Linked DNA regions of Mus musculus: region 1 is linked to region 2. Evidence: chromatin loops called from intact Hi-C (ENCODE). Cell type or tissue: heart. All regions are shown on one strand. Links, peaks and the distances in the headings refer to the core of each region. The heading gives the core; the rest is flanking DNA.

Evidence for each region. Hi-C counts contacts between places; a loop is a spot of excess contacts. Peaks named below come from ENCODE experiments on the same cell type or tissue, not always from the same donor. Only the 100,000 strongest peaks of a DNase experiment are listed, where the experiment ranks them.
Region 1: it touches region 2 in a loop (2.5-fold over the local background); 6 of 42 quality-filtered maps call a loop at or near these places.

Annotation. Positions count from the first base shown.
Region 1 is chr11:78,742,395-78,758,191 of GRCm38, reverse strand. It overlaps Ccnq (cyclin Q), which reads left to right and starts at 6,463. Exons shown (of 1, transcript NM_197989.1): 1 at 6,463-7,686. The coding sequence starts at 6,530. The coding sequence ends at 7,282. In heart, for the core only: no CTCF peak of the experiment used is centred there; a DNase peak (open chromatin) is centred at 6,501; H3K4me3 peaks cover 1,499 bases; H3K27ac peaks cover 1,238 bases.
Region 2 is chr11:78,687,386-78,703,182 of GRCm38, reverse strand. It overlaps Nlk (nemo like kinase), which reads left to right and starts at 5,758. Exons shown (of 11, transcript NM_008702.3): 1 at 5,758-7,374. The coding sequence starts at 6,917. In heart, for the core only: no CTCF peak of the experiment used is centred there; DNase peaks (open chromatin) are centred at 5,212, 5,642 and 8,742; H3K4me3 peaks cover 3,418 bases; H3K27ac peaks cover 1,783 bases.

The DNA.
Region 1 (15,797 bases), core at 3,454-11,453, 54 kb before region 2:
GTGTGTTGAGAGACAGTCTGAATGTAAGGTAAGCTAGCCTTGAACTTACCTCCAGCCCAGGTTGCCACTCACTTTTCAGAGTTGTAGTACCATGCAGATGAGATTTGTGTGTTTTATGCTTTATATAAGCACTTCATGGGATAGCTGATTGGGGTATGTGGTAAAAATGACAGCTACCAAGTACTGAATATGCCCCCACTACTGTCTGTTTGAGACAAGGTCTCTTGTAGCCCAGGCTGCCCCCAGTTTTGCCCTCCAAAGTGCCCAGACTGCAGGCATGTGTATCAAGACCAGGTTTATGTGGTGCTGACAATGGTACCCGAGGCTTCTCCCATGCTAGGTATGTGGGTGTGTACACGCAACAGGAGACACAAAATACAGAGCCGAATTACATCCCAGCCACCAGCGCTGTCCTGTATGTGCAAACATTTATTTTCATACTAGCAACAATTTTGTAAGGTAGATGTTATTAGCTTTGCCAAAAAGAAAAAAAAAAAAAACAAAAAAAAAAAAACAAAACCTCAAGGTTTTCTGGGTGGGAAGGGACACCCTGTTTTGAGGCTTTCTCTGCTCTATTGAGGAGGCAGCTTGAGAAGTCAGCCCCCCTGGGGCCCTGCAGAGATGAAACTCGGAGCTTACTCATTTCAAGTATTAGGCCATTTTTCGCCAAAGCTATAATGAAAAGCATACAACAGTAAGCTGGAGAAATTGGTGTCTGTGTATGAATCCAGGACTATGTGTCTGCAACATAAACAAAAGCCCAAATTCTTAGAAACAGCTTAACCAGGGCTGGGAGATGCTAAGTCAGTGTCCTAGTTTTATTTCTGTTGCTGTGATAAAATACCCTGACAAAAAAGGCAACTTAGGGGAGAAAGGCTTCATTCTGATTGTAATTCCAGATTCTGGTCCATCATTTCAGGAAAGTCAAGGCAGCAGACTCTTGAGGCCCTGGTCACATCCATAGGCAAGAAAAGAGACAGGAAGAATGAGAGAGAGTGCATGAAGTACTATCCAGCTTACCTTCTCCACTCTTATATATAGTCCAGGGCCCAAACCTAGGGAATGGTGCCACTCAAGGTGGGCTGGGTCTTCCCACATCAACAAATGCAAACACCACCTTCCTTCCATGATCCTCTGAGACAGTCCAGCCTGATCTAGATGCTCTCTTCCCAGGTGATTCTAGATTGTGTTAGCTTTACAATTAAAACTAACCATCACAGTCAGTAAAGTGCTTGCCTTACAAACACAAGGACCATGACAGATTGTGTCTGTAACTCTAGGGTTGGGAGCAATGACAGGTGGATGCCTGGTGCTCAGTGACTAGTCAACCTAGTTGAGGTGATGAATTCAAGGTTCAGTAAGTGACCCTGACTCAGAACACTAAGATGGAGAGCCATCAAGGATTGGTCTAGGCAATCAAGGATATCAACCTCTGGCCTTCACTTACACCCATGCCCATACATACATACATACATACATACATACATACATGAGAGAGAGAAAGAGAGAGTTATGGTGCATGCTTGTATGCTTGTAATTCCAGTATTAGGAAAGTGGAAACAAGATGGCCCCTGGGAGTCTCTGAGCAGCCACCTTCACCATTTCAGGCCAGTGAGAGAGAAGCTATCTTAAAAACAAAAAAGGTAGACAGTGCCTGAAGAATACCATCTAAGACGAAACGCACAAGGTTGTCTTTTGGTCTGTGCAAACACACACATACCATGCACCAAAGTGTAATCATTAATTCTGGTCTCAAGAAAAAATATAATATTCATCTAATATTCATTAGACCATGGGTGACCTCTTTATTCACTTGTTTTTTGTTTTTGTTTTGCTTTGTTTGCTTTTTGGCTTTTTGAGAGAGGGTTTGCTTTTTTCTATGTGTCTCAAACTCACAGAAATCCACCTCCCTCTGTCCCCAGAGTACTGGGATTAAAGGAGAGCACCACTACTCCCTGGCTGTTCTTTTTTTGTTTGTTTGAGTTTTTTTTTTGGGGGGGGTTCTTTTTTTTTTTTTTTTTTTTTTTTTTTTTGGTTTTTTGAGACAGGGTTCCTCTGTGTCGCCCTGGCTGTCCTGGAACTCACTCTGTAGACCAGGCCAGCCTCCAACTCAGAAATCCGCCTGCCTCTGCCTCCCAAGTGCTGGGATTACAGGCATGCACCACCACTGCCTAGCCCTGGCTGTTCTTTTTTATAAATTATTTTATTTTATATGTACAAGTGTCTGCATGCATGCCTGTACACCTTGTGCATGCATGCCTGATGCCCTCGGAGGCCCAAAAGCATCAGATTCCCTGGAACTGAAATTAAATGGTTGAAAACTATCATGTAGGTGCTGGGAATCAAATCCAGATCCTCTGGAAGAACAGCTAGGGCTCATAACCCCTGAGCCATGTCTCCAGTCCCACAACTTCCTGATTTATATATAGGATGAGCAATACCTTCCTCACAGAATGTCTGGATGTGCGAGGTCTAAGTGGGGTCTAGACTAAGAAGGTAAGAAGGCAGCACCAGTGTTCTTGAGATCTCTGCACCCTTGCTTACTTCTTTACCAAAAAACTGGGAGATGGGAATTGGGAAAGGAAAGGATTTGTTTTGGCCAGAGCTGGGGAGAGAGAAATTCTTAGCTTCTCCTAGCCTTGCCAGCAGCAGAGTTACAATTTATAAAAAGGATGGAACAAAAGCCAGGAAATATGCATATGTAGATTTAGCTCTGAGATAAGTTTGTGGAACTCTGAGATAAATCTTCTCCTCCGAGAAGACTCTTCCTCTGGCTCCAAGGCTCCAGCCTGTTCTCACACCTGGCCTGGAATTTTCTGGAACTTCTAATTCTTTAGGAGCCTTGTTGTACTCTCTCTCTCTCTCTCTCTCTCTCTCTGTCTCTCTTTTCAATGAACTGAACCTTAATATCCAAAGTAATGGGCATAACATTTTTACTGTTTGATAATTTTACATTTCTAGCAGATAAAGGAACATGTTGCATGTTGTGATTGTGTGTAGAGATGACACTGTGTGTAGAGATGGACAAGCTTGCCTAGACAATTCTCTGAAAAGCCAGGAACTCCCTACCTCTTCCTCAGTTCAGTGAGGTATGCATGAGAGTGACCCTTGTCCTCCTTTTAGAGATCAAGGATCTAAGGGACTTAATCAGTGGCTGAGCTTTCTCGGGGATTCAGGGCCTGGCCAGCTAGGGTCATGCATGCCTATAATCCCAGCATTTGGAAGGACCAGCTACATACTGAGAACATCTCAGAGGAAAAAGCTGCAGACTGGAGAGATGGCTCAGCAGTAAAGAATACTTACAGCTCTCCCAGAGGACTTGGGTTTGATTCTCAGCACCCAAGTCAGGCAGCTTACATAGTCTGTAACTCCTGCTCCTGGGGATCTAATGCTGCCTCTGCCAGCACCTGTGCTCACATGCAGACATGCACACCTACACATAGTACACACACACACACACACACACACACACACACACACACACACACTATTTTCTCCCCATATATATATGTGGGGAGAAAAGGGTACAACTGGATGTGTATGGTGGCTCATGCTTGAAATCCCAGCACTAAGGAGGCAAAGGTAGGGAGTTCAAGGTCAGCATGGACTATACAAGATCTGTCTAAAAAAAGAAAGAAAGAAGCCAGGCATGCCTTTAATCCCAGCACTTAGAGTCAGGCAGATCTCTGTGAGTTCGAGGCCAGCCTGGTCTACAGAGTGAGTTCCAGGACAGCCAGGGCTACACAGAGAAACCCTGTCTCAAGAAAAAAAAAAAAAAAAAAAAAAAAAAAAAGGAAAGAGGAAGAAAAAGGAAAAAGGAAGTTGGAGAGAAACTAGACCCTGGGCAGAGGATAAAATAAGCATGAAGAAAAGGAAGAAAAGAACTCTAACCAGACATGATGGTAGATACCTGTATTATAGCACTTGGGAGGCAGAGGCAGGTAGATTTCTGAGTTTGAGGCCATCCTGGTTTACAGAGTGAGTTCCAGGACAGCCAGGGCTACACAGAGAAACCCTGTCTCGAAAAACAAATGGAGGAGGAGGAGGAGGAGGGAGGAGAGGAGGAGGAGCAGGAAAAGAAATAAGGATCTAATCCTCGCTCTTAGTTTTCCTAACGGTTTACGTGCACTTTGTGTGCTTCACTCCATCCACTGCAAAGCCAAAGGGAAATGGGTGTCCCCAAAATAGGCTGACAACACGGAGAAGCCTGGAAAGGATAAGGACAAAAAAGAAAAAAAAAAAAAAAAGAAGAAGGAAATAAGAGGGCCAGGTATGGTGGTTAACACCTTTAATACCAGCACTTGGTGGCAGAGGCAGGCAAATCTCTACAAGTTCAAGGTTAGCCTGGTCTACATGTGGTATTCCAAGCTAGCCAATGCTGGGCTACATAGAAAGACTCGGTGTCAAAAAGAAAGTGAGAGAGAGAGAGATGGAGGGTGATATTCTTTATTTCTAAGACTGAGTTCTTTCTCAAGGCCATGAGGCTACATTTATACACCCAGCCTCACTCAACCCAGCAGTACAGGGAAAGCCCAAATACACTCCGCCAGACATGGCTCTGTATTGGCTTTAGGGCTTCAAGGTCTTGAAATATCCTTGTGCACTCAGACCTTTTTCTTAAACACTTGGTATGTAGCCCTGGCCTTCCAGAAACTGTTTATGTAGACTAGACTGGCCTTGAACTCACAGAGATCTGTTTGCTTCCTCCACCCTCACCCCCACAGTGGCCTTTGGACATGAAGGGTCATTTCCTTTGTCCCCAAGGAAATCTGCAAGGCCATCACCTGCCTGCCACATTTCATTTGTCTCACACACTGGGGCTTCATTTCATTACCCATGGAAATTCAGCTTCATTGATATGAAGGGGCTAATTACTACAAGAGACATAATTACAAGACAGGAAATGGATTTACAGCTGCTTTTGGGGGAGGGGGAGCTGCAGCAGACACTGGCTGCTCTGCCCTTCTGCCTTGAGGGCTAACGCAGGCCACTGCACCCAGGATGGACAGTCTCAATTTACCAGAGTGTGCTCCTACAGAAGTCAGGGTTCTACAGAGCTCTGGAAACAGTTTCGTTTTCCCTCTCAAGTTATACCACCACTGTTGATGTGTTTTCAATAAGATCCTCTGACATAGTAAAAAAAAAAAAAAAAAAAAAATCATACTGAAGTGGGCAGGGCATTTAGTTCACGAGTAATGTGCTGGATTCTATCTGTCCCCAGAACTACCAACATAGTGTCTTCCACAGCATGTGAAAGCTCACACCTTTAATCCCAGCACTTGTCAGGCAGATCTCTGTGAGGCCAGCCTGATCTATATAACAGGTTTCAGGTCTGCCTGGGCTATATAGTGAGAAACAGTCTCCAAAAACAAAACAAACAAAAAATAAATAAAATTTGAGAATGTAGTCTTAATCGGTAACATTTAAAGAGGAAGATAACCGTGTGCTACAAGTGGCCAAATGAGAAATGTAGAAGTTGTGGGGTACTGCTTTTCTTGGGGGCTAAAGAACGCTAAGATTGAGAAATCCATGTCTGGTACATCGTCTAATGCATATACCTCTCTTTGGAATCCCTATGGCTTAGGGTGTTTTTTCCCACTTTACAAAAGTCTTAATTCATACAGATATATAAAGACATAAATGAAAATGAAAGATTCCTCAAAACAAATTAGTAATAGCTAAAGGTCATGAGCTGGGTGATGGTAGCAGGATGGGGGGGGGGGTGGGGGGGTGGGCAGCAGTGCATGTCTTTAATCCTAAGAGACAGGTAGATCTCCTGATTTGGAGACCAGCCTGGTCTGCAGATCAAGTTCCAGGACAGCCAAGGCTACAATAGAAAACCCCTGTCCTGATGTCCTGATGTATCTATCTTCCTTCCTTCCTTCCTTCCTTCCTTTCTTTCTTTCTTTCTTTCTTTCTTTCTTTCTTTCTTTCTTTCTTTCCTTCCTTCCTTTCTTTTTCAATTAAAACAAAATATCGCTGAGTGTGGTGTTGCACACCTGGGATAAGAGGATCAAGAGTACAAGGCCAGTCTGGGTTAAATGTAGAAAACCTGACTCAGAAAAATAATCATCAAAGCCAAACTTATGGAGCATATTTGATCTGCCTACATCACTCGTTCATTTTTCACAAGAGCTCCATGAGGAGGGGACAGCCAACCACCCCAACTTGCACCTAAGGAATGAGATGTAGAGGATCAACCAAAGCCCCCAGGGTCACAGAGGCAAATGCCAGGGTGAGAGTTGACTCTCATCCTTTCCATAGCCTGGATTCTCAGGAACAGTGAAAAAGCCCCTTAAATCAAAAGTAGTATCTTCTCAGATGTCTTAAAAATAGCACTCCTCGTCTCCACCAAGCTGCTCCTGAGTGCCTATCTTTTAATATAGGAGGAAAAGCCGAGCAGGGTGGGCGTGGCGGCAGGACGGGTGGGGGCGTGGCCGCTTGACGGCACGCCCCCTCCGCGAGGACCCCCGGAGCCGGCCTCGGCGCGCCGGAGCGTTTCTCCTTCCGGGGCGGCCTGCTGGGCCTCATGGAGGCTGTTCGGCCAGACAGCTGCGAAAGCGGGCCGGCGGCGCCGCGAGCCGAGGAGAGGCCGGCTCCCGAGGCGAGGGTGCACTTCCGAGTAACCCGGTTTATCATGGAGGCAGGCGTCAAGCTAGGCATGCAGTCCATCCCCATCGCCACCGCTTGCACCATTTACCATAAGTTCTTCTGCGAGATCAACCTGGACGCATATGACCTCTACCTGGTCGCCATGTCTTCCATTTACTTGGCCGGCAAAGTGGAGGAGCAACACTTGCGTACTCGTGACATCATCAACGTGTCGCACAGGTACTTTAACCCGGGCAGTGAGCCATTGGAGCTGGATTCCCGCTTCTGGGAGCTACGAGACAGCATTGTACAATGTGAGCTTCTTATGCTACGAGTTCTGCGCTTCCAAGTCTCTTTCCAGCATCCACACAAGTACCTGCTGCACTACTTGATTTCCCTCAAGAACTGGCTGAATCGTTACAGCTGGCAACGAACCCCCATCTCAGTTACAGCTTGGGCTCTGCTACGAGATAGCTACCACGGGGGGCTATGCCTCCGCTTCCAGGCTCAGCACCTAGCCGTGGCTGTGCTCTACCTGGCCCTGCAGGTCTATGGAGTCGAGGTGCCTGCAGAGGGTGAGGCCGAGAAGCCTTGGTGGCAGGTATTTAGTGATGACCTTACCAAGCCAATCATTGACAATATTGTGTCTGATCTCATTCAGATTTATACTATGGATACAGAGATCCCCTAAGGCCCTGGCCGAGGCCGGACCTAAGACCAGGATGATCGGAGGCCTGGGGTATCGTTCCACCAAGTTGCTGTGATGGCGTGTCTCCACTCGGAGGACTGGTTGTGCTGGCAGAGGATGTCATTGGTGACTGCAATGACATGCTGTCATTTTGTCCCCAGCAGCCCTTGTTCAAATAATGCTAAGAGCTTCCATGTGGGCAGGACATATAGAGCTTTCTAGAATTGGCTGCATCAGCTTTTGCCCTTTGAGAAGATGCTGCATTTGAGGCATGGACCATTGCAGGTCGCCAACAGGAAAGTTAAAGAATAGAACTGCACCCTTAGGGGAAGTATGAATGTGTAACATAGAATCTTATTTTGTATAATAAAAATTATGCAAATAAAATATAGGAAAGGTTTAACGCACCAGAGTCTGCCTTATGGTATTTCTAAGTTACAGTAGGAGAGATACTGGAAACTGATCAATATTGGGGAAATGGTTAGTGAAGCATGGTACATCCATACAATGGAGTATTTATTATTCAACCACTAAAACATATTTGTAAGGGGTTTATGACAATGTGGGTAAAGGTTCATATTAGGCAGCATAGAAGATAACAAGGTTATAGATGCACTATAATTTCTACAAAAAAGAAGTATACAAAGATAGGCAAAGTATGAGTTGGGGAATGTTAAACGTATGATAACGGCTGTAAGAATTTCTGTCTTTCAGCTCTCTGGATTCTTACCCATCATCTCATGATAATGGACCTTTATGGTGAGATCTTGCTTATCGTTGTGGGTATCCATTTAAAAGGACAATCATCATACTTCATTATCCCCAGAAGTTCCCACATAGTGGACTTCCCTAAATCATAAGACAGTTGTGTTAGAGCTGCCTCCTTTGTCCTGGCTGTTAGCATCCGGAAGAGTGACCAGCCTCTTGAAGGTCAAGGGGGAAAGGCTGAGCACGCTGAGGGCAGGAGGATCCTGAGTTCCAGACCAGCCTTGGCTACGGAGTGAGACCCTATCTCAAATTTAACAAACAAATGTGAGCAAGGAAAGGAGGTGTTGGGACTCCACGGACCCAGGAGTCATTTAACCCTTCATGCTCTCAACAGACTTTCCCCTACGCGTGTCAGGCACCAATAAAAACACAGCAGATGCTTAGACCTGCCTATCACATCAGGAAATAGGAGAAAGAGATTAGGCATGTAGCTCAATTAGTAGAATGCTCGCTTAGCATGCATGCTAGCATGCATGAGATCCTGGGTTTGGTACCTACCACTGCATAAACCAGCTTGGTGGTATAGTGCATGTACCTGCAATCCCAGCAGTCAGGTGGAGGCAGGAGGATCAGATTTTCAATGTCAGTTTAAAATTATACTGGGCTACGTAAAACTCTGCCTTAGAAAGGGAGAATGCTGGTGGCTCACACCTCTAATCCCAGCACTTGGAAGGCAGAGGTAGTTGGATCTCTGTGAGATCAAGGCCAGCCTGATCTACAGGACAGCTAGGGATACCCAGAGAAACCCTGCCTCAAACCAAAAAAGGAAGAATGAAAGAAAAATAGGAAGGTGAGGTCAAACTCATAGTTGAGGTAATGTTATGAGTTGGGAAATTAACTGGAGATGGAGTCATCCCACACTTTAAAATGAAGGAGAGGGACAGCTGGGGAATATGACTTGTTTTTGCTGGTCTGTGATGGCAACCTCTGTAATAATGGCCCTTCTGCAGTGTGGAATATGGTGGAATGTCGTGGAATGATGGGAACTGTAGCTTGTCTTCCAGGTTTGTTCCCAGGCATTCACAAACCTTCAAACACCTGGCCCATCAGGTGGTTGGCTAACTTGTTTGTGGAGAAGCAGCAGGCAGCTCCTTTATTGGTATTCCCTGACCCACTCTCCAGGGACTTCCATGCCAGGGTAAAAGCACTAGGTAAATAAACATGGACTCTACCTCTATCCCCCATGTAGAAGCAGATCTCCAAGTTACTCTGATTTTCATACAAGGCCTCCAGGAGCGGAGCTTTGAGGCAGAAATAGGAGAATGACAGAAAAGGATCACAGCCTTGCTTGGGAAAAGCTCAGCCTGACTTTGGAGCCACACGGGGTTAGGCCACTGCTTCCAAAGGCCTTTCAGACGAGAGTCCTAGCTCAAGGCTATTCAGGCAGTGTGCCCACCTCAGTGACAGTGAGCCTGTGAGAGAGTGGTATTTTAGCTTCTCACACTCACCTCCTCTTAAGGTAACAAGGTCTACTTTGTCCGACACCTGAGCAGTAGAGGGGCTCTGCAGGCTTAGGGGTGCAGCTGGGACTCCAGAGATATATTGCTACAGATCCTGGGCCTTAGGATGAGAGAAGCCCTGGAAGGAAACAAAAATCAGAGCTCCGTGATGCCCACAATGCACGCTGGGCCAGAGTAGGATTTCCCTGAGGTAAACGGCCACTTACACTGCTCGGGCCTAGGAGGATGGAGTTATGAGAAAGGAGCAAAACCAGAAGGCACATCTCTGGGAGAATCAGGGAATTGGTAACACCTGGGCTCTGGGGCCAGAAGAAAATGGATTTTGACCAAGTGTTATTAATCTCCCAGTAAGTTTTACAGCAAGAATCTAGGGAACCCGACCGGGCATGGTGGCTCATGCTTTTAATCCCAGAAATCCAGAGGCAGAGGCAGGTGGATCTCTGAGTCGGGGGTCAGCCTGGTCTACAGAGCAAATTCCAGGAATCCAGGACTGCACAGAGAAACCCTGTTTCCAAAGCAAAGAAACAAACAAAAATGTAAGGAACCACATTCTTTGATAGGAACAAGGTATGCTCTGGTCCTAGACGTTAGAGGGCCACTCCTAGGGAAGACCAAGTGTCTCCCTGAGAACTCTCTTCTTCTCAAGTCACCACAGTCGCAAGTCTATCTAATGGCCTGGGAAATTCCAAAACCTGGCTTATTGGAACATTGATGATCCATTTCCCTGAGCAAAGGAACTGGAACCTTAAACTCAGAAAGCCAGGGCAGACTATATCGGCTCTGAACATTGGCTCAGGAAAGAGAAGAGAGCCTTATTTTTTTCTTTGGTTTGGTTTGTTTTTCAATACATGGTATCTCTGTATAGTCCTGGCTGTCCCGGAACTCACTGTATAGACAGACCACTCTGGCCTTGAACTCATGGAGCTCTGCCTGCCTCTGCCTCCCCAGTGCTGGGGCTAAAGGTGTGTGCCACCACTGCCCTGAGGTATATGATTTAACTGAATACTTTTCCTTGAGGCTGGGAATGTAGTTCAGTTGGTAGAGTTCTTACCCAGCACTCCGAAAGCCGCAGGTTTAGTCACCAGCTCTATATAAACTAGGGATGATGGCACACACCTGTAATCCTAACTCAGGATGTAGAAGCAGGAGGGTCAGAAGTAAATGGCCATCCTAGGTTGCAGAACGAGTTGAACTAGCATGGGCTGACGCACTGTCACAAAGGTAGACAAACAGATGAGTAAGCACTTTAGGGACTGATCACATAGATGACATCACATCGTGACATGTAACCCTATCTCTGAAAAGGACTTCTGTATGGACTGTGTACTTCTTACCATCTTCAAAAATTTTAGAGCTACATTGGAAAGTGTGCATACTTTAAAGACATGATGGACTCAGATGCATAACCCTTGAAAGTCTTGAAAGAAGTAGTCATACAAGTTCTTAACAGTAATCTTATTCACATTAATTTTTTTTTCTTTTTTTCTTTGGAAACAAGATCTCTCTATATAGCCATGGCTGTCCTGGAACTCACTATGTAAACTAGGCTAGCCTCAAACTTCTCCTTCTGTCTCCCTAGCACTGGAATTAAAGATATACATATATAAAACCATGTCTAACACCTTTTAAAGTCTCTCTTTTTTCACTTATTGATGTATTTTGTGTGAATATTTTGTTCACATGCATGTATGTGTACCTGATGGATCGATCCCCTAGAACTGAGGTTACAGGTGGTTGTGAGCCATTATATAAATGCTGGGAATTGAACCCAGGTCCTTTGCAAGAGCAATGTGCGCTTTTATCTAGTGAGTCATCTCTCTAGCTCCAAACAAATGTTCTTTATTTTTTTTAAAGACAGGGTATCACTGTGTAGCCTTGGATGTCCTGGAACTTCTCTGTCGACCTGGCTGACCTCACACTCACAGAGATCCACATGCCTCTGCCTCCCAAGTGCTGGGATTAAAGGCATACACTGCTACGCCCCGTTCTAAAAATCTTTATGTCTACCTGTGACCAAGTATCTTTTATGGTCTGGGATTTTCTATGATTTCTTCAAAACTTTCGTGTCCTTTCTAAAGAGTCACTTCTCATCTGATATCATCAACCATTTTTTCAGCTCATTAGCCTACTATGTTCTCCTCGGTGTGAAACTGCTGACATCAGTGAGGTGAATCCACCCAACTGGGTTCTGCTCCTCGGAGAGTTCTCTGCAGAACTGTGAGTCATGACTTCTAGATGAGAACGTTTGTCTATTTTTGCTCATTGACTTCTTTGAATAAGAGTATCTGTGCGTCAAAAGAGGGCTGGGCTGCATCTCAGTCTCACCTGAGCAGTACACACATCAAAATGGAACGAGCTATCTCTGAAGGCTTATTTCATGTTCAATAGGGAACGGGGCTTTTGCAGTCAAACTCTCTGTGGTTCCAATTCTGTTTAGAGGTGGTCTCTGGACACCTCTGGGTCTTTTATTTTTAAGAGAGACCCACCACATTGGTCTCCACAGCCCCACTTCGGAGGACTTAGCTGGCGTTTTCCACTCACACAGACATCAGCACATAGGCAGACCCTCAGCTTGGCCCTCTTCCAGGAATAAGGACAAAAAAATCAATCACTTATGTGCATCCCATAAAAAGTTTCTTCTACAGTTATCCCTTGCCTCTTGGGTGAGTTCTATAAAGCTTCAGGTACATTATTCCATGCATCTTCAAGATTATCCAGAAAGTAAAATATACTGTTCAAGATCTTGGGTCCCCAGATTGTAACAGCGGCTTCCAGTCTTAGTGTGGCTGCCCTAATTCCCTCTCCAGTCTCATCCTCTCCCTTGTAACCTGCTAGGAGCTCCCGTCTTGGCAAAGGGAAGCCCACAGTCTTTTACACTTTTAGTCCAAGCATGTTACTGAGAACTTACTCAGGCCAGCTGGCCTTGTATGACAGAGTCGCTTTATTTTCCAGCCCTGTGCTCCTCCACCCCCATTCTCTGAGCAATGAGGTCATCACAGTTACTTCCTGCTGGTTCCGACACTCTCCTCCAACCCAAGCACCCCCCAACAGCCCCCCAGCTTCCCAGTTGTAGTCACCACTAGGCTGACTGGGGCCTTGGGGTAGGCCCAAATCAGAAAAGAATGTTAAAAATCCACACAGCAACGACACTGTATTAGCTATTTCTGTATTAGAAATTATTCCAAAGTTTAGCTGTTTAAAACAGAAAAGGAAGTAGATGAGATAGCTCAGCTGGAAAAGGTGCTTGCCATGTAAGCCAGAGGACCTGCCTGAGTTTGATCCCTGGAGCTCAAATAAAGGTAGAAGGTGAGAACTAACTTCACAAAGTTGTCCTCTGATTGCCACACGAGCTGTAAACACACACACACACTAATGATACAAATAATAATAATTAACACGTCTCTTCATCAATGAACTTGCAATCTCAAGATTTCTTCCCATGTGGCCTCGGCTCTTCACAAGGACAATATATCTCATTAATCTCTGAAAACTATATTTATCTTCTGCATGACCTTAAAGGCCATCACAAAAGAAGAAAGTGCCCTTGAAGCAGTAATGGAAATACCAAAGGGAACGTTTGTGGAGCCAGCGAAGCGAAGTGTCTGCAGTATGATTTGTAGATCAGGGCTTCTTAACCCTTTTCTACTCAAGATTTCTTTTTTGGGCTGGTGAGATGGCTCAGTGGGTAAGAGCACCCGACTGCTCTTCCGAAGGTCCAGAGTTCAAATCCCAGCAACCACATGGTGGCTTACAACCATCCTTAATGAGATCTGACTCCCTCTTCTGGAGTGGCTGAAGACAGCTACAATGTACTTACATATAATAAATAAATAAATCTTTAAAAAAAAAAAAAAAAAGATTTCTTTTTTACCCAGGAAAACATGACCCCAGGTGTATATATATATGGTAGGAAAAGTATTCCACTGGCCAAAGGCTTGCTATGCAAGCATAAAGACCTGAGTTCTAGCCTTAGCATTGACATAAAAAGCCAGACATGACTGTGGTACCTGTAATCTCAGCACTGAGGATGGGGAAACTGAGGCTCTCTGGAGCTCATTGGCCAGCCAGCCTAGCTGAATCAGAATGCTCTGGCTTCAGGGACAGATTCTGACTCAAAGGAAAAAAAATGGCAGGGAGTGACTGAGGAGGTTCCTGACATTTACCGTTGACCTCTGACCTCCCCTCCTACATATGAACACTGGCTCACATTCGCATACCCCCCACACACACATACACATGCATACACACATACACACACACAAACCAACAATATATAGACAAATAATTTGCTGAAATTAATCGTTAAGAAATTTATTTTGAAACAATTCTTTGGTATTCGCATAATTTAAGCACTTATTAAAGATGCATGCATACAAATGAGATGAGTGTGTTTGTTTATTGTTACACAAGAATTACATCTTGGCCGGGCGTGGTGGAGCATGCCTTTAATCCCAGCACTTGGGAGGCAGAGGCAGGCGGATTTCTGAGTTCGAGGCCAGCCTGGTCTACAGAGTGAGTTCCAGGACAGCCAGGGCTACACAGAGAAACCCTGTCTCAAAAGAAACCAAAAAAAAAAAAAAAAAAAAGAATTACATCTTGGCCGAGTATTTGATGTTGCAGACATCAGACACAGAACATCTTCGAAACATGTTTCAAAGTTAACTGATACTTTGATTTTATAACTGTCAATGCTGAGAATACCACTTTGCAAAAACACGGGGTTCAAAATGGCAAAAATATTGCTTAGGACCATTTCAGAAATTGTTGAGAATTCCATCCTAATTACAATTGCAGAGCCATTTAATAATTTCCTTAAATGAAACTCAAGTCAGCAATTCAGGTAACAATTTAAGAGGTTTTTTTACATTTAGTGCATGTGTGTGTGTGTGTGTGCGAGTGTGTGTGTGTGTCTGCATGTGCATGTATGTAGCTTTCAGGAGTGGGTTTTTCTTCCTTTCACCCTGTGGTTCCTGAGGATTGAACTCTTGTTGTCAGGCTTGGCACGAAGCCCTTTTATCTGTTGAATCTGCTCATCAACCCACTAGCAACAATCTTTAAAGCCATACACCCTGACATTCTGTACATTCTGACACAATTCAACCCAAAGATAGACTAACTTGGTGCTTGCGTGCTGAGGAGCAATGGGGGAGAAACATTAAATGGCTTTCTGCTATTAAACCTTTTACTTTCTGGTAAAGACCAGAAATCTTCCTATTTCTACGATTCCTAGCATCCACAGGTCTGAAATCTGAGCTGAGGTGTTGGGGCCAGTGCTCACAAGCATCACGTGGGATGAGACTCGAGCAGTACCATGCATCTAGGTGCTCTGGATCTAGAACCAAGGCCTTAGTGAAGGTGTGCAAGGAAACACAGCTGAGTACGGCCAGTAACACTGCAGTATTACTTGACTGTTGCCATATTTTAGGCCCACACTCAGTCACGTGATTCCATGTGTGTTCACAACTTACAGTTTAAGAAGCCAGGCTATAGACGACCAGTGCTATGTGCATGGCCCCACCTGTCAGATTTGTTCAAATTTCAGCACTTGGGCTTCACTCTAGGCTTTCTGACTCAGACCCTGAGAAAGAAAGAGGTGAGAGAGCAGGAAGCCGACCAACATGTTTCGCTGGGAAGACAGATGACAGAAGACCTGTGCATGATGACACTCCAGCCAAATAGGGGGTTAACCATGACCACAAGATGCAGGCCAGGCTCTGAAAACCGCCAAAAGTCAAATTAGAGATGATGAGGGTCCACATTTAAGTTCCTCAAAGCAGATCTGAGAACCAGTGACAATACCCATGAGTCAGAAAGGCCAATGACTGTTCCGTCAATGAAGGAGTGATGCCTGGACAGGTACCTCTAGCAGAAAGGCACACAGTGCCATTGGTGATGGGTCCCTGCTGGGCAGTCAACCTCCTCGGAAAGTTTTCCTTCAGTTGTTTGCACACCCAGGGGGGATGCTGTCCTGACCCACTGTTTCCCTTGCTGTCACCTCCCATGACTCTAGTTCAGATTTGCTGAGATTGACAGAGCTGCCAGAGGAGCCAGCCCGGCTGTCTGGTGTGCACAGTTAAAAATAATCTTTAGTTTGCTAAGCTGGCTGCTGAATATCTGTGGCTTTAATTGATGGGCAATCTTCTTGGTGTTGTATGAATTTAAAAACTAGTGCTTTCTCAAAGCACTGTTGTTGTCCCATTGGTAGCCTGCCAAGCTGACCCCAACCCACCCAACCTGTCACCTCCAGAGGACACACACCTGTACTCTGATCCCTCGGACTCCAAGGCTTC
Region 2 (15,797 bases), core at 2,484-10,483:
AAAGGGACAGATTTAGAGAGCCTAATAGCAGAGAACATCTTCCTGAGGGATCTGTGAGTACAACTTGGGAGGCAGAAGGATATAAGCCTGGACTTAATGGAAGTAGGACCCAGAAGGGGTGAGGCTGCCAAGGTCCCAGGTGGTCCTACCTGACCACCAATGAGGGCTCTGAGCAAAAGTGCTAACATTGCATGTATCTGGTAAGGAAGGCTGCTCTGCTTCAAAGCGAAATCCCTTTCTGGATGTTCTTTCCTTTACCCCCGTTATTCTGTGGCTTTGTTTCCCTACTGACTATTCCTTCCAACTGTGGCACACAGTGGAAAGGATGGTGGTATGATGGGAGCTAGTGAGTCCCAGCTGTCACCCACTAGCTGTATGAGCTTCCCTGAGGCTCCCCAAGTCTGCTTCTCTATTTGCAGAATGGATGTATTGGTGATGTGTTATACGGGATAAGTGATGTTGAGCACCTAGCACTGTGGAGAGGGGAGAGCTCTCTTTGCTGTTCCCTAGTTTCCCAGAGCCTGGCCCATGCTGTACAAAGAGGCTGCAGACAGCTCTTAAGGAGAGCCAGTTCTTAGAAGAAAGGGAAGATCATCTCCCACTTCCTGCACATTATATTCCTGCTTATGCATTCTGATGTCCTGCTTGCTTTTTTGGGCTCTAAGTGCTATCCTGCTGACTCACTTCCGACTTCTCCTCGTTCATCATGCTCAGCTCCTGAAAATGGAATAGGATGGAAAGGGCCGGAAACTGTACTGTCTGGTGAGATGTTTAAGGGGACAGGCACCCTATGTGGATAGAATGCTGGGAGTATGAGCTGAGCAGAGCCCACAGCATGATTCTCATCTGACTTGTGATACTTGACCTTGGATTGTAATACTAATACTAACCATCCCACTTACAGCTACTGATGAGGAGCCGAGAGGCTCCGGGCTATGTACTTTCTGTGGATCGCCTCTTTGATCACCACGGATGAAGAAGTCGGGGGAGGGCAGAGCAAAATTTCAACCCCATGGTCTAGATTTGTGCTGTCTAATGAAGTAGCTGCTAGCTACATGTGGCTAATGAGCACTTGAAGATAACTAATGTATGAAAGGTGACTAGAAGAAGGAAGGACTTGAACCTGAAAGGGGGGGGGAGAGGGAAGGGAGAGGGGAAAGGGAGAGGGAGAGAGGAGGTATGCTATCCCCATATAGTCTGAGCTGCTCTGGAACTTCTCATGTAGTCCAGGGTGGCCTAATCCCAGTGATCCTTCTGGCTCAGATCCCTGAACATCTAGGATTACAGACACGTGTCACCTGAAACTGAACTTTTAACTCAACTGAGTGTTGTATGTGAGTGAAAATACTAGATTTCACAGCTCTCGAATCATATATGTGTGTATCCCTTTTCAAATTTTGATCACATATTAAAGTTACAATAATTTGGGTATATCAAGTTAAATAAAACATATCCAGATAATTTTACATGTTTCTTTAGCTTTTTTTTAGTTGCTTTTTATTATTTGTTTGTTTTTTTGTTTGTTTAGAGACAGGGTCTCATTCTGGAGCTCTGACTGGTCTTGAATTTGTTCGTGGTAATTCTCCTGGCTCAGTCTCCTGGATTATGGGCACAAGTTACCTTGCCCAACTCCAAATAAACATTTTAAATTATATTTTACAAACTAGAAATCAAAGCTTATGATGATTCTTAGAGTTTTGTTTGTTTGTTTGTTTGTTTCTTGTTTTGAGACAGGGTCTCCCTATGTCAGGGTGACGGTGAACTCACAATTCTTCTGCCTTAGCTCCCTGAGTGCTGGGATACTTGATACTCAGTATAAGACCACGTCTGAAAGTGTACGCATTTCTCCAAGGAGTCTAATTTGTGTAGCACCTGGAGTATGCTCAGTTCGCTTGGAAATTCTTGTTCTAAATAGATGTACAGATCTGTGAGGAGCTACCAGTGCCCCAGTGAGGTACCTCCAAAAGTCCCTGCACCAGACACTGAATCTCACCTTGGAGAAGACTTAAGTCCCTGTCCTCAGGACCAGGGCCCTGCCAACTTCAGGGCCGCTTTACTTGAAGGGCTTGTTAACCAGATTCCAGCTCTTTCCCATCCAAAACCTAACTTAATAGATTTGGACAGAACCAGAGACCTTATGTGCTAAAGAGACTTCTCAAAACTATGCTTTAAAGGAGACTGTCATCCACGGGAAAGGTAGCAAAGTATCCCAAGCATTAGGCGAGAGAGAGGGGAGAACTGAATTAACGAATATTGAAGGTTTGTTCCCTGCTAAGTAAGCATTTTTCAGTATGTCACTTCATTTCACTCTCGCATCAACTTAATGAAGCACATAGCACTACTTCAGCGGGGGCAACCGAGACTGAAAGGTTAGTTAAATGGCCAGAATCGCGGAGCTAGCAAACGGCAGGTCTCCGGTTTGTACTGACTCTTCCTGACCTCAGTAAGTCGTGAAGATCTCCACTGTCTTCGCTTTTTTTTTTTTTTCTTCCCCTGGCACTGTCGTATGAACTGGGTATATAATATAAGTGAGACAGACAAGCTCTCTGTTCTGGTCAAACTCAATAAGCAATTAGAATAGAGTTCTCAGTGCTACAAGGGAGGCAGTGTCATGAAGATATATAATGGAGAGTCATAGTCTAGATGAGGGGTAGTAAAAAGCTTTCCAAAAGAAAATCTGAGACTCACATGGAGCAGAAAGGATGGCGTAGAGGATTGGAGCATGGCTGGGGAGGAGCAGAGCATGGCTGGGGAGGAGCAGAGCATGGCTGGGGAGGAGCGGAAAGTGGCTGAGAAGGAGCAGAATGTGGCCGGAGAGGAGCGGAGCGTGGCTGGGGAGAAGTGGAGCATGGCTGGGGAGGAGTGGAGCGTGGCTGGGGAGGAGCGGAGCGTGGCTGGGGAGGAGCGGAGCGTGGCTGGGGAGGAGTGGAGCGTGGCTGGGGAGGAGCGGAGCGTGGCTGGGGAGGAGTGGAGCACGGCTGGGGATGTCTTAAGCTGAAAATCAGCCATGAAGGTTTCAAGACATCAGTGTGGTTGAGGAACTGAGAGAAATGTAGACTGCCTCAAGCAGAGAGGGTGGAAGTGAGATGGAGGGCCTGAGGCAGACAGGACCAACTCATGGCAGCCTCTTTATGCTTATTGACTTTATTCAAGGCTAGAGGCAGGGTCAGACTTGTACACTATTTCTCCACTAATCCTAAGTGACTGCCCAAAACTGTGAATAGTGCTAAGTTCCACAGATACTATTTTCCCTCTTCATACATGTATTTGATAATGTTTTTGTTTATAAATTAGGCACAATAAGAATAAGTATAAGCTAGACCAGGTTGAACATCCATTAGCTGGAGTTCTGGGGATCCAAAGTATTTCAGATTTGTGATTTTTGTGCTTCGAATTTTGACAAATTTACATATATAATGACATCTTGGGGATGGGATCCAACTCTAAACTCACAGTCATTTATGTTTCATAGAACCCTTATATGCCTTATAGGGTTCTAAGGTAACTTCAAGGAGGAAAGTAATGTCCCAGTACACCCACATTTGTGCTCTGATCTGTCATAGAAAGTCAGGGATGGGCTGTTCCTCTCGTGTGTTCTGTTGACCCTTGAAAAGTTTTAGATCTGGGATGTCTTCAGCTCTGGATTTTCAGAATAAGGTTGCTCAGGTTGCATTCTGTGTACTGTAATACAAGTGACGTGGTTTGTGTCCCTGATCTCAAAACTGTTCTCCCAGTGTCTCATGTGATGAATGGAGATGTGACAAGATGAAGCGAGGAGAAATGACTTGGGCTTGGTGAGGCAATCGTAAACTGTCCTGTAAGGCTGTTTGGACATAAACCCTGCAGTACTGTGGGAGTCAATCTGATGATTGGAAGTACCAAGTCTCAATTTCATTCCACTACTTAGAATGGTGTACCTTTTAAAACGTGTTTACTTTTGGAATATATACAGAATGTTTTTGAATTACAGTTGACTATGGAAAACGAAATCGTAGGAACCAAAACCTCAGATAAAAATAGACTGCCAAATTATTTTTCTTATTTATTTACTTGTTTGTTTATTCTTTATTACACATATTTATATTTGTTTGGTTTGAGACCCTAGATATCCTAGGACTTTCTTTGTAGAGCAGGTTGACCTTGAACTCACAGAGATCCACCTGCTTCTGCCTCCCAGGTGCTGGAATTTAAGGCATGTGCCGCAACATCTGGCTACATATTTCTATGAACACGGGTCAATGACAAACTTCTCTGGAACTCAACCCAAGTCAATTCCTTATATTTCAAAACCATGTTGAACTTTGGAACTTTGGAACTTTGGAATATATCATTGTTCATATGATCCTGGGATTTTTTTCATGGGCTCATATTTTCTGCTGAAATTTCTCTATGCCTTCTTTCTTGGTTTAACCAACAATTTTACAGGCAGTACTTCACCTTTTACAGATGATGGGAGCTGAAAAGTTTACTATGTCCTCAACAGCCCATCAGGGAGCTGTAGGCAGGGAGATGCATTAAATACACTATTGGTGTTACAGTCAGGTAATGCAAATTGAGGAGTAGAAGTGGAGAGGAGCTCAAAGGTGTTTAAGACTACTTTCTTGATAGGAAAGGGAAGAGTGGACAGGCAAAAGAGGAATCAAAAATGGCCTCTAGGTTTTGATACACAGTTTTATTGAAAAGAATGTCTGTTAGCCTAGTATTTAAGAATAAATTTAGGTTAAGCAAAGTAATATCAAAGAATGATGTTCTTCTAGTAAAATTTCAATGAATGGAACTTACTTGACCAGAAAACTTTGGGAGATTATTACTGTTTAGGGGCTTTAACGTGTTTTTTTTTTCCCCTGGTTTTTAATTTGTATAAATTTTGCAGTCTTGGTATACTGAAAATAAAGCCTCTTTTTGGTCAAAATCAAGCTTAACTGATGAGTCTACTTTGTTTCGTATTACGAAACCTTGAGTTTTTGAAGCTTAACATGCCTTTTTGCTCCTTCTATTTTTTCCCATATCTTGTACCTTAGAAAGAGTTGTAGATGGCTCCTATCAATGGACCAGTGATAATTTAGACTCCGCCTTCTCCGCCTAAGTCCCGCCCACATCAAAACCACACCTCTCTCTTAGCCCCGCCTCCTGAAGATGTCGTCTCCGATATGACAGCAAATTCTCCACAATGCTATCCAATGGGACATACGAAAGGCGGGACCTATGTCAATCTTTTTTCCCCCATTTGTCCAATTATATATCTATTTGTACTCAGTTCCATCCCACTTAGTCTTCAACCCAAGGATTGGTTTCTCTGTTCTTTGTTCCTGGCTCGTGATTGGTTTTTTTCCTCATTCCGCCCCTCTCTTCTAGCTCTTGCAGGCGGGATTAGCACGCAGCTTCCTGCTCTTTCCAAAAATAAAAAAATAAAAAAAAAATAAAAGAAGAAAAAGAAAAGAGGAGAGAGGCGAAAGAAAAAAAAAAAAAGTCACGGAGATTTTTGATTTTTAATTGGCTTTCAGTCTTGTCGGTCAGGCCAAGATTTGCCTTTTTATTGGTCTGTCTGTCTGCCCATCCTGAACCGGGGGCGGGATTTCCCCAGGAGACCCACACCTGGTTGCCACTGGTCGACCAGTGCGCCTGTCTGAAGCTTCCGGCCAGGGATTGGAGGCGGACGCGGACAGGTGGGCGTGGATTGGCTAGGGCAGCCGGTCAGTGTGAGGCGGGGGCGGGGCCTCGGCGGCTGGTTGCGCGTGTCCGCCGCTGGCTCCGCTCTATCCGGCTTTGCTAGGGGAGGTGAGTCCGGCCGCGGCGGCACCGGCGGCTGAGAAGGCGGCGGCTGAAGAGAAAGCGGTCACGGCGGCTGTGGAGAAAGCGACCGTGGGCACGGAAGCCGGGTGGGGGGGAGGGGGGGAGACGGAGCAGCCTTGAGCCCTGCAGGGGCCGTCGCGCGGGGGACCCACCCGCTCTCCCCCCCAACCCTCCTCAGCACAAGCCGGCGGCGGCGGGGGCAGGAGTCAGCCTGCTTCCGACCGTCCCCCGCCCGCTTCCCGGGGCTCCTATTCTTTGGCCCCGGGACCCTAACCTCCTCCGGGGCGGTTCCCTGTGTCTGGGCGTCCGAGTACTGCCCACCGCTCTTTCATTCCCTCCCTGCACCTTCTTCCCTTCACTTTTGCCGGGGTTTTCTCTCTCCTCTTCTGTCCTGCCTGTCGCCTCTTCGCCTCACTCTCTTCCTCCAGCCTCCTTCCCTGGCTCATTCTGCCTAGGAAAGTTTGGTACATCTCCTCAGTCCCCCCAATCAGGTCAACCAGACTCGGAGTAGGGGGCGATGTAGGAAGGCCTGAGAGTTCGAGGGGAGGGAAGCTGGAAGCTGGTTTCCCTGATAATTTCCCCTCATCTTTTTTGATTTAGAGTGGTTGGAATTTTTTTTTAATTGTGTTTTTGAGGAGGTGGGAGGTGTTTAGAAAAGGATGTGGGAATGGAAGGGGTAGATGAGTCAACCCTCTTACAAGATTCCAAGGGTGGCGTGTTACCAGATCCTTTTCGTGTGCGGAGTTCAGGGGGTCGGGAGGTTTGGCCTTTATTCCCACATTCAAAGTTGGAACCTCCCCCCCATTAAGAATGGAGTTTTAGTATCCACTTGTGGCAGGAATCCTGGGGGGAAGGGGCCCTTTTCCCTTTTTCTTTTCCTTTTTTTTTTCTTCTTATTTTATGTTCTTAACTTTTATTTTGACAACCCATACCCTTCCACACACTCTCACCCCCAAATCGAACACCCAAGATTGTCAAACTTGTCTGGATTGACCGATGAAGACATAAAGCCAGTTCCGCTCTATGTTTTTTGAGGTGGAGTGAGTGGTTTTTCTTCATTTTTTTAAATGGCCAAATGACAGCTTGACCCAGTTTGCTTTCCAATCAAAGGGCATTTTTTTGAATGTCTCTTTGTGGCACAAGAGCCAACGCAAAAATGATGGCGGCTTACAATGGCGGTACATCTGCAGCTGCAGCAGGTCACCACCACCACCATCATCACCACCTTCCACACCTTCCTCCTCCTCACCTTCACCACCACCACCACCCTCAACACCACCTTCATCCGGGGTCGGCTGCTGCCGTACACCCAGTCCAGCAGCATACGTCTTCGGCAGCTGCGGCAGCCGCCGCAGCAGCTGCAGCCGCAGCCATGTTAAACCCTGGGCAACAACAGCCATATTTCCCATCCCCGGCACCGGGTCAGGCTCCTGGGCCAGCCGCAGCAGCCCCAGCTCAGGTACAGGCTGCTGCAGCTGCTACAGTTAAGGCGCACCATCATCAGCACTCGCATCATCCGCAACAGCAGCTGGACATTGAGCCGGATAGACCAATTGGATATGGAGCCTTTGGCGTTGTCTGGTGAGTATCAAAACCACAACTCCACATGGTTCTTACGGGGCAAGCCATGCTTCATTGGTTTTACTCCCATCTTGACCAAAGTAGAGCGAGCTTTTCCACTCAACTTGAGGGAGCCATCCTCCTGGATGACGATGAGGCCTAGTGCACTGGCACTCTAGGCCCGTGCTTTTTGAGTCATGTCAAATGGTAGTGGAGCATTTTCTCCAGAGTGACACAAGTTTGCAGACTGATGAACTTGCCTTCCAAGAACCTCACTCAGAGAGCTACTGAGTGTAAGATCAGCAGGTAAATGTGTGAAATACCTCCTACAAAGACCTTGGCCATCTCAAGTGTGGTAGTTTGGATTGGCTGCTCAATTACAGCAGGTGTCAACAGCTGACCCCCAGCTTGATTGCTTTATACTAGTCCTCAGCAGAATATATTTAATGCAGTCAACTTTCCTGCCCACTATATCTTTTCATACCTTGTTTTGTGATCTTGGCCCTGGGAAGAAAGGTAGGTTTCATTGTTAAACCCATTAAAAATCATCACTTGAGTAGTTTTATTTTAAACCATAAAGCTTAAGTTGGGAAGTCTGTAGCTTAGCCTTCTGATAAGAATGCATTAAATATAGCATCACACATGAGTAGCACAAATGAGGTTAGTAGACTGGAGCTACGCAGTGGCCCACATTCCATGTAATGTGTTGCTGACTATTGGCCAGCTGCTATGGTGGGAAGTGTACTTTTAACAAATGAAGCTGCTTGACTTTTGTTAATGGTCAGATATGTTTAAACGTCTAAAGATTTGTTAAATGCAACGTCTTTGTCAACTTGCCCTCCATAGGAAGATTGGTAGCTTATAGTGCATTTACTTCTATCCTATATAGAATGAGCTGAGCTTTTCTTTTTCTTAGTTTTTCCTCCCAAGGATTAACAATTCCAGGGTGGAGAGATGATTTCAGATTTTCAGTGTATGTAAACATAGATTCTTAATGTCCAGGGAAGTCCCCATCACAAAAAAGAAATCTTTAAAATTTGCCTATAAATAAATTCCTTTCTTTGTTTTGAAGGCTAAAATTCAGCTAGATATTATTTGTGTAATAGCTAGCTATCTGATTCCAGAAGTTAAAGTCTTGGCACCTAAGTGAGCTGATTCTTAATTCTCCTTAAAACGAAAACAGAACAACAAAAAACCCAACAACGTAGAGTTCAGTTTTTCTCAGCCAGCCTGCAAGGAGGTTATTGCTGCCTTCCTTCTTCTCCAGGGACTGTGGGATTGCTGGTGGGGAAGAGTGTAGCCATAATGGGTTCTTCTAAGTGACTGTTCGGGGACCTGACTATTCCTGCCTTCCTCTTCTCTTCCAGAGCACCTTCCCCAGGGAATTCACTAGGCACTTCCACTCCTTGCCTAACCCTTGAGGGTTTCCCAACTAGGCGGGGATGGGAGGAGAGCAGGAGAAAACTGGTTTCCTGCTTTAACTCTTGTCATTGTTTCACAAACTTTGAGTATCTGGATTTTTTTTTTTTTTTAAGATGGGGTTGTGTCCAATGCTGAAAACTTAAGGGATACAGAAAGGGAGCTTTTTTTTTTTTTTTTTTTTTTTTTTAGCATTCTCGAGTTCACTACCTTTCTGTCAAAAGGCCATGTGACTTGCAGAAGTTTTAACGTCAGTTTTATGGCAAGAGTAGAAAAAATGAAAAGGGAGTGCTCTAGCATCTCATCTGTCAGACCTCCTGGCAGTGGACATTAGGAATCGCTTGTATCTGAAAAATCCACCAGTGCTTGGTGGGAATCCTTTCTAGAAATTTGCAGACAGCCCCTTGAACCAGTAACTTTGACCATCTTCAATTGTTTCATATTTACTGAATACACTGTAAGTTCCTTGAGGGTACGACCTGTATAACAAAGTACTTGTTTTGTAACTTTTCGAGACAAAGTCTCAATCAATATATAACTGTTTCTGTTTGGCCTGGAGCTCAACTATGTAGCTCACTGGGCCTCGAGCTTGCCTCTGAGTGCTGGGAATGTAGAGATGTAGCACCATGTTTAGAAGAGGACAGTGTCCTCAACCTTCCTAAAGCTGCAGCCCTTTAACACAGTTCCTCAGGTTGTGGTGACCCCCAACCATAAAGTTACCATCGATGCTACTTCGAAACTGTAATTTTGCTACTATTATGAATCATAATGTAAATATCTGTGTTTACCGGTGGTCTTAGGTGATACTGTGAAAGGGTCTTTCAATCCTCTAGGGAGGCTCCACCCACAGGTTGAGAACCACTGGTCTAGAAGAACTTTTTTTTTTTTCCTCCAGTACCTAGGACAGTGCTATGGCATCTTACTGCTTTTTTGATGTTCTGCTTTGTTTTGGCGTAAACATAGGCATATATTTCTCTCAGTTCTCGAGAATAGAAATCCAAGATCTAGGTGTCGGTGGGCTTGAGTCCTTCTGAGCTTCTTTCCTTGGTTTTCGGATGGCTGCCATCTTGCAGTGTCTTCCAATTTTTTCTTTTTGATACGATTTCATTTCACAATCAGGCAGGAATGGTTTTTATCAGCTGTTTTAGGTGAAATACAATTTAGTTTGAAAAGGGAGAGGAGTACCAGGTGTGTTTTTAGTATGCAAATGCTTTTCTATTTTTATATTTACATATTGATGACTTGATGTCTGAATTGCTTCTTTGGAATTTAACTGCCTTGTGACCTAAGTTTGCTAAAACTAGAGATTTGATAACCACACCAGAATGAATTGCCAGTAGTGTGCTGAAATTCCAGGTGACGTTGTTTACCATTTAACCTAATAAAACATAGTTTTTCTTTTTAATTTAGAAAGTTCTTTTTATGTGTGAAACAATTATTTTTTAGAACGATTAAACAGGCCAGGCAGTGGTGGCACACGCCTTTAATCCAGCACTTGGGAGGCAGAGGCAGGTGGATTTCTGAGTTCGAGGACAGCTGGGGCTACACAGAGAAACCCTTTCTCAAAAAAACAAAAACCAAACAAACAAACTAAACTAAAAAAAAAGATTAAGCAAATCCTTCTAGTGATACATCATTTAAATCAAAACTATATGTAGTTATCTGGGCATCATATTCACTTAGATTCAGTCAGTTATTTTGGGAGTATTTTTTGGGCATAGTTTATATAAGGAATTGTATCTACTCCCTTCCTTTTCATGGACATGCACCTTGGGGTACTAACTAATGGCCAAAACGTGAATATAATTTTGAGGGTGACTAGTCTTCAATGCAGCCAGGGAGAAATATTCATAGAAATGATGCAGTATTTTACCATTCAGATTTATCACCGAACAACTTAGTACCTAACTCGATTTACCTTTCTGCTGAATTTTACTAGTAGAATAATTTACCAGTCTTGGACAGTTGTGTAAAATCGTGAGTTTCCCATTAGCTTGCTGGTAAAGATGGTGCTTTGACAGTTCAATTAAGGTTTCATTAACAACTGTCTGCTGTGTTTTATCTCAAAGTAAGAGTTCTTGCTTACCTGGTAATGTGAGCAGGGGTAGCCTGAAATGTATTCATTGTGAATGATCGATGTTGCTCATTGGTTCTTAAAACATCATATATAATTTGACCTGCATTATCAGATGTTGGGACTTTGTATTTTGCATTTGTGCCCATATGGACATTTCGTAATGCAAAAACAAAGTACAAACAATATTTCTATCTTTTGGTGAAGATAATATAAATGTATCCTTTTGTCCATAGTTCACCTTTGCTAGAGAAAAATACTGTGCTTTAAAAATGTGGCAACTTTGGAACAAAGTGCTTCAGGGTCTTATGAAGTATATAGTTTAAAGAATTGGAGTAAGCTGACAGCATGAGAAGAGTTTGAGGACTTCTAAGCCCAGTCAGTTTTTGACACTCTCAACATAAAATATAGATTGGATTAATGCTACATGCTGCCTTGATAAAGTGAGTCCAGGAAAGGCCTCCACTTTATAAAATTAATGTTTTAGCTTTTTACTTGTCTGATTAATTAAAAGATCAAAGATCCGTAGATGCATCCAGTCTGTTGTCTTTGTACTTCAAATAAAGTTGCAAAGCTTTGAATGTTTTTGCTTTAATACCCTTAGCAAGTTACTTTTATCTGTATTTCAAAACTTCAACATCTCTGTTGTGATACTTAGTGACTTATCACTGAGCTTTGTGATCTTGATAATTTTCTCTTTCAGTCCCTCATCTGTGAAATGGGGATCTTAGCTCTGATCTCAGAATTGGTACTGGGGTTAAATGAAGTGATCCTTATAAACTAATATAACTAGTATACAGTAAGTCCTCAGTGGATGCTATTGTAGTTACTGCTGGTTTAAAAAAAAAAAAAGAACAAAATGCTTTTGTTAATGTGCAGGAAGAATCTTCCTGTGTTGTCAGATTTACCGTATAAAATCAACATTCAAATTATTTTAGGAGGCATGACTTTAAATACCATAGAGTCACCTCCTCAATTGAATTTGTGCCAAGGAGATAATGAAGGTTAAATTTCAGAGCTGAGGGGAAGCTACTCTTCTGTTCTCTCAATTAAAACAACAACAAAACAGCTACTTTGGGTATAGTATAGCCAGTGTTCCACTCATCATCTGCGCTGTCATAGAAACTATTGTGGATTAACCGACTGGGAGGCATAAGTGAAGGTTGCCATCACTGTCTAAGGTGCTTGAGTGGAAATTCACTTGTGTTTAAAGGAAAAGTAAACTGCTAAAGATGATCTCTGTGAGGCGGGGGAAGTGTCTGTGAGTGGATGAGAAATTATTCAGTGTAAACTTTCATGCGTGGCAGAGATGTCTAACTTGTTCATCTTGTGAAAATTAGAGTGTGTTTTCTGTGGTCCTCTTACTCTGTAAATAAGAAATTAGGTGTTGGAAAATGGGGAACGCTTTCGGATGGTTGGGGAAGATCCTGGATTGAGTTACACCAGTAAGAGTAGTATACTAAAAGTGTATTTTGTTAGTAGCTTTTCCAGGTTAAGAGTCTGTAGTGTTTCTTTACTATCAGTCAAGATTAACAGGCACTGCTGGGTTCTGGGGGTGGGGTGGGGGAGGGGGTCTGCTTTGTGCAAAGAGCTTTGAAGAAGCAGAGCCTGCACCATAAAAAGGAAATGGTTGCTTTTCTAGATATAACAGAGCATCTGTGTGAAACTAGCAGTGTGGAAATTTATATTGTTGATTTCAACTACAAATAAATGTACCTTTAGAAACTACAGGTTCATGGTCATAAAGAAAAGTTAGAGGAGAAAAGTTGCACCGTCTAATATTACTGTACCTGTTTCTTGGTGATTGAGAGCGTGTAGCCTGTAACATTCAAAATGATTTTAGATTTCAACTCTGAAGATTATTTGCATGTTAAAAAAAACCCATCGCAATATAACAAAGAGTAAATTTGTTTTATAATTGGAGATTAATGTCATGTTAGTACTAAATACCAACTTAGAAAAAAGGACTTAAAAAAAAAAGAACATTTGAAAAACATTACCTTTTAAACTAGCTAAAATAACAGTATCTCTAAATCAGTTCGGGGACTGGTACAGTCAGCCCCCTTTCCATTTGCTATGCCAGAGGAGGATATTTGTATCTATTAACTAGATATATGTTTGAATGTAGATTGTTTGTTGTCTTTCTCCAAAGTATGACATCTGAAGAAATGTTATTCTTTGATATAAAACGACCTCTACTGGGATGGATACTAGAATGTTTTCTTTACAACTAGAATCTGACCAAGTTTTTATTGACTTCTGTGCTATAATCGAGTGGCTGCTTTATTGTTGTTTTAAAAGTTTTTTTTTTTTTTTTTTTTTTTAACTCAGGCTTAGTGATGTGCTAGCAATTTAAGGATCAACTGCATATATTGTGTGCTTCCTTAACATGCTGATCAGTGATCAGTTGGTTGGAAGTTGTCAAGGACAAAGAAATTTCTTCCATTTGTCATTTAACCAGTAAATGGAATGAAGCTACCTGGTAGATTATGTTTGGGTTTTAGTTACGATTCCCTGTACATCCATAATAATAACCCACTCCAGTGAATTATTTGTTAACTGGGTCATCTAGTGCACAGCAACAATGATTTCCTAACTAAAATAGCTTGTCATTTTGATCCTGTTGTTGCTAGGGGGTAATATTGAAGAGTGCCCGAGGCATCAGTTACAGAGCAGTCAGTAAGCATGTGCCAAGACATGATAGATGGCATTAGTAGTTCAGAAGTACCTAGCCAAGAAATATTAGCAAAAATTCTAGCACTCTGAACATACAGAAAGCTGATTCTGAGGGACAGCTGTGCTCAGACTGAACCTGTACCACTTCCTTGTAGTGCTGTGGATACAGTAGCGTATACAGGGATGTGTGACACATGGGTAATGAGAAGTGTTCTTTACTTATGTCTGGGTTCACACCTGTATTTTGAATTAGCTTGACTAAATCTACTGTCAGACGGTGAAAGTTTTGTACATGGGCTTCATTAGTCCATATATTTTTTTTTGTTAGCTTGCTATGGAAAGGCACTGTTATGAGACAGTAAGAACGGATATTTAGTTCTGTGGTTGATTTCTGAAGCCTCTGTCAAAGCTGCTTCTGTCATTTCTGTTGTGTGTGGTGTATTGTGCTGGGCTGCAGGCAATTATCCCGTCTTACAAGGGTCATGATCTTGTCTTGAAAGAGTTTATAGTAACTAAGTAATTTGAAAAATAATGTCCTTACTCTCAGGTAGTTAGTTCATAGCCTTAGTAAAAAGTTAAAACTAATTTGGAATGAGCATCATGTTTTAACCTTTTTATCTGAATCCCAGCACTCAGAAGGCCGAGGCACGAGGATTGCTGTGATTTCAAGGCCAGTCTGGACTATATCATGAGTTCCAGGCTAACCTGGACTCAAAATAAGGCCTTATCTTAAAAAAAAAAAATTCAACAAAACAAAACTCTCTAATAACCTTAACAATGCAGTCTCCTCACTTTGGATAATACCTGTGTACTGGGTGTGTGTTAACTGTTTCCTAGTTGCTGTGCTAGGTGATAAGAACTTTAGAGTTAACCTCTTCCCATGGGGTGGGAGAGTGATTTGTAAATGGATAGTTACAATTCGGTGCCATAAATGCAGCAAGCTTGATGGTCCCTGGATATTATTGGGAGCATAAAGAAGACATTTCTGTGGAAGGTGTGCTGCTTCCTAGAAAAGGTAAACTATTCATGGAAAGAAACTGGCTTGTTGGCAAATGGGCGGTTTCTTCATGTAAATCTGTGCTGTTTTAATGATAGTTGGTGGGTGGGCCCCGATGCCAGACACCACAGCTTGGGGTTGCAGAAAGTGTTGCACATGGGGTGGTAAGAAGGACATTATTTTTGCTAGTGCAGAAAGAGGTTGGGACCTCATGTTAAAGTAGAGGTTATTGGTGTGGCAGGGTGAGAGGGCAAGGATCTTTTCATGAAGAAAGGACCATATATACATTCAAGGTATCTACAGTTTCAAAACTTGACAAGGAATGATTAAAAGACATTTTTAAAAAACTTTATTTTTGTTTTGTGTGTGTTGTGTGAGTGTGTCTTTTTGTGTCTGTGTGTGTGTGTGCCCCTGTCTGCCCAAAAAAAAGATAAAGAACATTAACTCTTGTTGGCTTAAGACATTATTATTTGGCTGTCAGAGGTTGGTGCTTGGTGTCTTGTATCTTTTCCCACCTTATCTTGTTTGAGTCAGGGTCTCTGACTGGACCTAGTTTGGCTTGTCAGCCTGCCACAGAGGGCCTCTCGTTTATGCTTCCCCGGCACTGGAATCTCAGGCCTTTGCCAAGAGCCCTGGTTACCTGAGTTCTGGGGGCCTAAACTGAGGTTCTTTTCCAACGGAAGCAGACTCTCCTTCCCAGTTTTAAACATAAAGCTCTTGTTGGGGGGAGGGGTGAGGATGAAAAAAGACTGAAACCCTGTAAATGGCAGCTTCTGAAAGTTTTTAGATAAGAGGAAGATTGATCAGCTTTAATCTTCTGAATGCTTAAATGAAAAGGTAGAGTTGCTGAGGACTGTCTGAGCCTTGGGGGTATTCTGCTGTGGTAGAAGTTGTTACTGGAGGCCAGACTGTAGCTCAGTCAGATAGGAAATGTATTCACCATGAATGACAGCCCTGTGTGGTTGGAGGCTGTTAGGAGAATAGGGTAATCGCTGGTTCACATAAAAGTCAAGGAAAATTAGCATGGAGAAAAGACCATTGCATTTATCAAGAAGATAGATAGATCATTGATGACATTTGAAAGAATGATTACATCTGAATTTCATGTGTGTGTGTGTGTGTGTGTGTGTGTGTGTGTGAGAGAGAGAGAGAGAGAGAGAGAGAGAGAGAGAGATTTTCAATGTTTTAAGTATCAGCAGCACTTTTATTATTACTAACACTTTTTTAGATTCCAAGTTTGATAAACCAGAGAACTTGATGTTTATAGTATAAAAGATA